Regions from separate parts of the Homo sapiens genome. Here all the other regions are linked to region 3. A link is an interaction called in ENCODE POLR2A ChIA-PET data of the cell type or tissue named here. Cell type or tissue: Panc1. All regions are shown on one strand.

Evidence for each region. Peaks named below come from ENCODE experiments on the same cell type or tissue, not always from the same donor. Only the 100,000 strongest peaks of a DNase experiment are listed, where the experiment ranks them.
Region 1: POLR2A ChIA-PET joins it to region 3 with 5 read pairs; 2 of 35 experiments call an interaction of 5 or more read pairs at or near these places.
Region 2: POLR2A ChIA-PET joins it to region 3 with 6 read pairs; 4 of 35 experiments call an interaction of 5 or more read pairs at or near these places.

What each region holds. Positions count from the first base shown.
Region 1 is chr5:151,089,644-151,092,143 of GRCh38, reverse strand. No RefSeq gene overlaps it. Among named protein-coding and RNA genes, the nearest start is that of TNIP1, 9.9 kb to the right of the region's middle. In Panc1, no CTCF peak of the experiment used is centred here; no DNase peak of the experiment used is centred here.
Region 2 is chr5:150,685,499-150,687,998 of GRCh38, reverse strand. No RefSeq gene overlaps it. Among named protein-coding and RNA genes, the nearest start is that of MYOZ3-AS1, 14 kb to the right of the region's middle. In Panc1, no CTCF peak of the experiment used is centred here; no DNase peak of the experiment used is centred here.
Region 3 is chr5:150,479,669-150,482,168 of GRCh38, reverse strand. All of the region lies in intron 2 of NDST1-AS1 (NDST1 antisense RNA 1), which reads left to right. Among named protein-coding and RNA genes, the nearest start is that of NDST1-AS1, 5.1 kb to the left of the region's middle. In Panc1, no CTCF peak of the experiment used is centred here; no DNase peak of the experiment used is centred here; H3K27ac peaks cover 392 bases.

The sequences.
Region 1 (2,500 bases), 610 kb before region 3:
TTCTATGACCCACTTCCTTCTCCTTCTCTTCTTCCCTCCACAAGCATTCATGGATTGCCTGCTGTTTGCTAGGCACTGGTGAAATTGTGACAATCAAAGAAGAAATAGTCCCTGACCACATGGGGCTTATACTCCAAAACGAGTTTTCTCTATGGACATGTTGAGAACACTGTTGATGTGTTGGGTTGGGTCATTTTTTGTTATGGGGATCTGTCCTGTGCATGGTAGGCTGCTTGGCAGCATCCCTGCCTTCTGTCCAATAAATGTCAGTAGTATACTCCCTCCTCAGTTGTGACAATGAAAAATGTCTTCAGATATTGCCAGTTGCCCTGTGGGGGCCAAAATCATCCCTGGCTGAAAACCATTTTTCTCATCAGATGCTAAATTAACTGCACCAATAATCATTTTATTACAACTAGTTGCAGAGAGAGAGAAAGGCAGGGCTTGAAAATGCAGAACAAGGGGCCTGCTGTGGTCTGGAGGGGAGTGCAGGAGTGGGGAAGGTCAGGGAAACTTCCCAGAAGAGGCACACTTAAGTTGAGACAGAGAAAATAAGCAGGCATTGGCCAGGTGAAAGGCACAGTGGAGGGGAGGTGCTGCAGCCAGGGGCCAAGGAATATGCAAGGAAGCCAAAAGAAGCAAAAAGGAAGACCAGGCACGGTGGCTCACGCCTGTAACCCCAGCACTTTGGGAGGTCGAGGCGGGTGGATCACGAGTTCAGGAGTTCAAGACCAGCCCGGCTAACATGGTGAAACCCTGTCTCTACTAAAGATACAAAACATTAGCTGGGAGTTGTGGCACGCACCTGTAATCCCAGCTGCTCAGGAGGTTGAGGTAGGAGAATTGCTTGAACCTGGGAGGCGGAGGTTGCAGTAAGCCGAGATTGTACCATTGCACTCCAGCCTGGGCGACAGGGTGAGACTCTGTCTCAAAAAAAAAAAAAATAAAAAGAAGAAGAAGCAGAAAGGAGCTGGCACATTTGAGGAATGCTTAGGGGTGGTTAGAGCGGGAAGGGATGGTAAGTAGAAGCTAGATCATGAAGGGCCTTGGAAGAATTTGTCAGCCATTGATAGGCACCCATCCAAAGGAGAAGAAGGCAGATCTGAGCTTTAAATGAGAGCCGACTGAGAATGCAATGGGCTACCTGTAAGGTAGTGAGCTCCCCATCATTGAAATAGGGTGGCAAAACTTGGCTGACCACTTGCCAATGGTTGGGGGAGGATGTGCTGGTTCTGGGTAGGCTGTTGAGCCAGTAGACATCTGAAAAACTATGATTCTATGACCTCTTCTAACTGCCTGTCTTCAAAGTTCAGATAAGCAGGTAACTTCATTGGCTTGAGTGGGACTTTGCAAAAATCATAGATTTGATGCTTGGGTGACTCAGAGAAGTAAACGCATCCTCAGTATCTACCAGTGAGTTCCTGACAGTGAGTTCTACCTAGCTGCCTATATGTGAGCAGATAATTCTCACTTTGGATTTGGAAGATCCAGCTGAGAGTTTTGGCTTCTCAAACTCTACGGGGAGTATCGGGGAGTATCAGGGAGTTTAATTAAACTGCTGCCTTTAGGGATCCCCTCGTTAGAGAGTCTGATTTCTTAGCTCTATGATGGGGTCCAGAAATCTGCCAAATCCTGGGCTAGGTCCTAATGGCATGAAGAGTTTCTATTCTTGGGGAACTTTCAACAGAATTGATGAACCAGGAAACTCACAGAGTCAAGTTCATTCATTCCCTAAGTAAGTATCAAATAGCTTTTATGAGACTGGCTCAGTCCTGTCCCTACAACATCAGCAGCAAGACCAGAGATGTCAAAATGGATGAGGTAGGGCTGGATAATTCCGTATCAAAAGAGTGGTCCTGTGACAGTTTCCTTGTGTATACCCAAATTTTGCCCTCTTTTAAGATCCAGTATAGGTCTCATCTCCTCCACATCCTCACGGGAGACATTACTTATATTTGAACTCTACTTGTGCCATTTATTAGCAGTTGTCTTAACCCACTAGGAGCCTCATTTCTTCTTTTGCAGAATAGTATATCAGTCTTATACAGTTCTTAAGAGAGATGCATGAAATAATTCATCTAAGAGCACTGAGTACTGTGCCTGGCATATGATAAGCTTAAATATTAGCTATTAGTGTTTTTATTTCCTAACCGCCTAATGGCAATCCGCCTTTATTCATCCTGATTTCTCCTTCCTCTGAACTTTTGGACTTCCTTAACATGTCAGAATGGGAGGTCCCTTAGTGGTCATCTAGCCTGATATTTTACATTATAGAAGGGGAAGCTGAGGACCAAAACTTGCCTAGGGCCATACAGCAGAGCCAGGATTCAAAGTCAGCTCTACTGATTCCCAGTCTGAGGGCCTCTTCTTCCTCAGTGTCTATCCCCTGGCCTGAACAGAGAAGGCAGCTTCAGGGAATCCATGCATGGCTGGAAGGGGGAAGAGGTGAGAGAAACTGATTGCTGTCAGCATTTCAGCAGGGAGAGCTCAGAGCCATTCT
Region 2 (2,500 bases), 210 kb before region 3:
ATGCCTGACCTTGTGATCCACCCATCTCGGCCTCCCAAAGTGCTGGGATTACAGGTGTGAGCCACCGCACCCAGCCAAGATCACTTCTAAGATTAGAAAATGTTACTCTTCTCAGAGATTCTGTAGTCTTTTTTTTTTTTTTTGCCCCTAACATTTTACTGTAAAAATTTTCTGATGTACAGAAAAGTTAGAATAATTTTACTGTGAACCACCGTATACCCACCAACTGATTCTACAATTAACACTTTGCCATATTGGCTTTATCACATATCTATCCATTTCTTTATGCATCCATCAATCTTTTTTTTTTGGAGATAGAATCTCACTCTGTCACTCAGGCTGGAGTGCAGTGGTGCTATCTTGGCTCACTGCAACCTCCGCCTCCCAGGTTCAAGCAGTTCTCCTGCCTCTGCCTCCTGAGTAGCTGGAATTACAGGCGTGTGCTACCACACCCGGCTAATTTTTGTATTTTTTTACAATACAAATTTTGTATTTTTTACAATACGGGGTTTCACCATATTGGCCAGGCTGGTCTCAAACCCCTGACCTCAAGAGATCTGCTCACCTCAGCTTCTGAATGCGCTGAGATTATAGGCATGAGTCACCGTGCCCAGCCCCATCAGTCTGTTTTTATGCATTTCAGAGTAAACTGAAGACATCAACAGACTTCACCTTTAAACATTTCAGCATTTATATACAGATGCTTCTCAATTTATGGTAGAGTTATATCCCGATAAGTTGAAAATATCATTAAGTGAAAAATGTATTTAATACACCTACTGAACATCACAGCTTAGCTTAGCCTATTGAGCAAAATCACCTAACACAAAGCCTATTTTATAATAAAGTGTGGAATATCTCATGTAATTTATTGACTAGTCTCCTGAAAGTGAAAAACAGAATGGTTGTATTGCTTTCACAACATCCTAGAGTTGAAAAATCATAAATTGAACCATCCTAAGTTGGGGTCCATGTTTAATTAACTAGAGTTCAATTCTTTTTTCCATCTGTCCGGATGAAAGAGTTCAATATTTTTTGTGGATTTTTAAGGTCAAAGTTACATAGACTAAAATGCATGAGTATGTCATTCAAGAGTTTTGACAAATGTATACATCCATGTGACTCAAACCCCTGTCAAGATATAGGACATTACCATCACTCCAGAAAATTTCCTCCTGCTCTTCCTAGCCAATACCCACTCCCACCAATCTCCAGAGGCATCTACTATTCTGATTTTTATTACCACAGATTAGTTTTGCTTCCTTTAGAACTTCATATAAATAGAATCACGCAGTGTGAACTCTTTTATATTTGGCTTCTTTCTAGCAGGATGTGTTTGAGAATCATCCATAATGTTGTATACAGTTCCTATTTATTGCAGGATAGAATTCTACTGTATGACTATGCCATCACTTATCCATCCTCCCATTGATGGACACCAAGGCTGTTTCCAGTTTGTTTGGGTTTTCTTTTGCTACTGAAAAGCTACTATGAATATTCTTGTACAAATTGTTTGTGAATATATGTTTTCATTTCTCTTGAATAAATACTTAAGGCCGGGCGCAGTGGCTCACTCCTGTAATCCCAGCACTTAGGGAGGCCGAGGTGGGTGGATCACCTGATGTCAGGAGTTCGAGACCAGCCTGGGCAACATGGTGAAACCCCATCTCTACTAAAAATACAAAAATTAGCCGAGCGTGGTGGCAGGTGCCTGTAATTCCAGCTACTCGGGAGGCTGAGGGAGGAGAATCACTTGAACCTGGGAGGCGGAGGTTGCGGTGAGCCGAGATGGCGTTACTGCACTCCAGCCTTGGTGACAGATCAAAGCTCTGTCTCAAAAAAATAAAAAATACATAAATACTTAGGAGCAGAATTACTAAACATGTCTGGTTTTAAAAAGAACTGTCAGACTTTTTCCCTTTACATTCCTACCACAATGTAGGAGAGTTCCAGTTGCTCCACAGTGTTGCCACCCTTTGATGTAAATGGTTTTCTGAATTTTAGCCATTCTGGTGGATGTGTAATGGTATTTAATTGCGGTTTTATTTTGCATTCCCATTGTGACAAATAAGTTGGACACCTTTTCAACTACTTATGGCCATTTACATATCTTTTTTTTTTTAACATTGAGAAACTTAAGGATGAAAAATCTGTTTTTATTTTTATTTTTAGAAATGGGGTCTTACTTTGTCACCCAGGCCGGAGTGCAGTGGTGTGATCATAGCTCACTGCAGCCTTGAACTCCTGGCCTCAAGTGATCCTCCCACCTCAGCCTTCCAAAGTGCTGGGATTACAGGTGTGAGTCACTGCGCCCAGCCTATATTTCTTCTTTTGTGACATGTCTGTCCAAATATTTTGGTCATTTCTATTGGGTGTCTTTTTTTGTATTAACTAGTTATAGAAGGTATACATCTTAGGTATTAGTCCTTTGTCAGAGACATGTTTGCAAATACTCTCTCCCAGTCTGTGGCCTGCCTATTGACTTTCTTTCTTTCTTTCT
Region 3 (2,500 bases):
GTCCACGGACTAGACCTTATCCTGAGGGCCTGGCCGAATGAGCAGACAGGTGAAAGAGGTGATAAGAGTAACCTGTGGGAATGTGGAGGGGAAGGGAAGGGCCAGAAGCCAACAGGCCAGTCAGGTCAGGGAGCTGAGCTCGCTGGCTCACTAGGGGAGTGGCAGATCCATAGCATTTGGAGGCAGCCTGTGAGTTGGGGCGACTCCATGTCTCTGGCAGCCCTTGCTCATCTTCTCAGGTCTTCCGAGTTGCTCTTCACTGAGCTGGGCCCAAATCCTTCCAACTCATTGTCACCCGGAGAACCTATAAGGAGGCGAGGCCCGGGCCCACCCAGGGAGGTGGCTGCCGTGGGTCCAGGTGAAGCATGGGACCTACATTTCTAACCACGCCCTGGGAGGTTCTGAGGAAGACTGCTCTTAAGAGCCTGGCTCCTCCCTCTCCACAGGACCATCTTTGTGCTGAGGGGCCCCCCTGCCTAGACTCCATCCTCAACCCCAGGTGGCTCCCACTACCCACTTCACACCCTCGATGGCTGTCCCAAAGTCAGCTCCAACCCAACAAGTCAAAGGCTGAACTCACCAACCTGCTTCTTCTCTTCCTCCTGTGTGTCCAATTCACATGTTCAGTCCTAAAACCTGATGCTCCACTCGTCCCTACATCCCATCCATGAGCCAGTCCCATAGGTCCTATGTCCAGTTTTTTTCTCTAACCCAACCCCACTTTTCTTTCTTTTTTTTTTTTTTCTTTTTGAGATGAAGTCTTGCTCTGTTGCCCAGGCTGGAGTGCAGAGCCGCGATCTTGGTTCACTGCAACCTCCACCTCCCGAGTTCAAGCAATTCTCTGCTTCAGCCTCCCGAGTAGCTGGGACTACAGGCACCTGCCACCATGCCCGGCTAATTTTTTTGTATCTTTAGTAGAGATGGGGTTTCACCATCTTAGCCAGGCTGGTCTTGAACTCCTTATCTTGTGATCCATCCGCCTCGGCCTCCCAAAGTGCTGGGATTACAGGTGTGAGTCACTGCACCTGGCCCTCTTCTTTATCACGACCACCCTAGTCCAAGCTGCACAGGTCTCTGCCGTGACCATGTTTACAGCCTCCTCACTGTGTCTCTCCCTCTCTCTGACTCTATTGCAACCTCATCATGACCATTTCCTAATTAAAACCACCAGAATGGCCCATAGTTCCCAGGATAAATTATTTGCCTTGTCTGCCTTATTGGCTCCACCGCCCTCCGCAGTATACTCCACCTTCCCCTTTACCTAATTTCCCATTTAGAGTAGGGATGCCATAATATGCCATGAAATTAGAGTTTAAAATAAAAAAATAAATAAAATAAAGTATGGACTCAAGCCAGGCTTCCTGGGTTTGAATCCTGACTCTGCCACATATAAACTATGTGACTTTGGGCCAGTTTTTCAAACTTTCTGTGGTCAGCCCTCCTCTCTAAAGTGTAGATAATAATAGTACAACATACCTCCCAGGGCTGTTGTGAGAATTACATAAGTTAAATATGTAAAGCCCTTAGTGTGTTATCTGTTATAGGACAAGCACTGTACAGTTACAGTTGTCCCTCAGTATCCATGGGGGAATGATTCCAGGACATTTCATGGATATCAAAATGTGTGGATATCCCTGATATAAAATGGCTTAATATTTGCATATAACCTATGTACATCCTCCCATATACTTTAAATCATCTCTAGATTACTTGTAATACCTAATACAATGTAAATTGTATGCAAAGAATTGCTATATTTTTTAGAGAATAATGACCCAAAAAAAGTCTGCACATGTTCAATACAGACAATTTTTTAAAATATGTTTTCGATCCATGGTCGGTCGAATCCACAGATTCAGAATCTGTGGGTATAGAGGGTTGACTGTTTAAATGTTAGATGAATGATTCATTGTGATCCTTTAGGTCTGAGATTTTTTTTTTTCTTTTTTTCTTTTTTCTTTTTTTCCTGCAGGCTGGAGTGCAGTGGTGTGATCACGGCTCCCTGCAGCCTTGACCTTCCAGGCTCAAGCAATCCTCCCACCTCAGCCTCCCAAGTAGCTCGGACTTCAGGCATATGCCACCAAGCCCAGCTAATTTTTAATTTTTTATAGAGACAGAGTTTCACCATGTTGCCCAGGCTGGTCTTGAACTCCTGAGCTCAAGCAATCTGCCTGTCTCTGCCTGCCTCGGCCTCCTAAAGTGCTGGGATTACCAGCCTTTTTTTTTTTTTTTTTTTTTTTTAAATGTGTCAGGCTCTCGCTGTGTCATCTGGGCTGAAGTACGGTGAGCAAGATCACAGCTTGCTGCAGCCTCAAACTCTTGCACTCAAGCAATCCTCCCATCTCAGCATCTCTAGTATCTGGGACCACAGGTACATGCCACCATCCCCAGCTATAAGTCTCCAATTAAACTTAATTTCCTCCTGGGCTTTTCCTCAGACCCTAATCCAAACCAGGCTTCCTGTATACACTTCACATCTCCCTCTTTATCACCCTCGTAG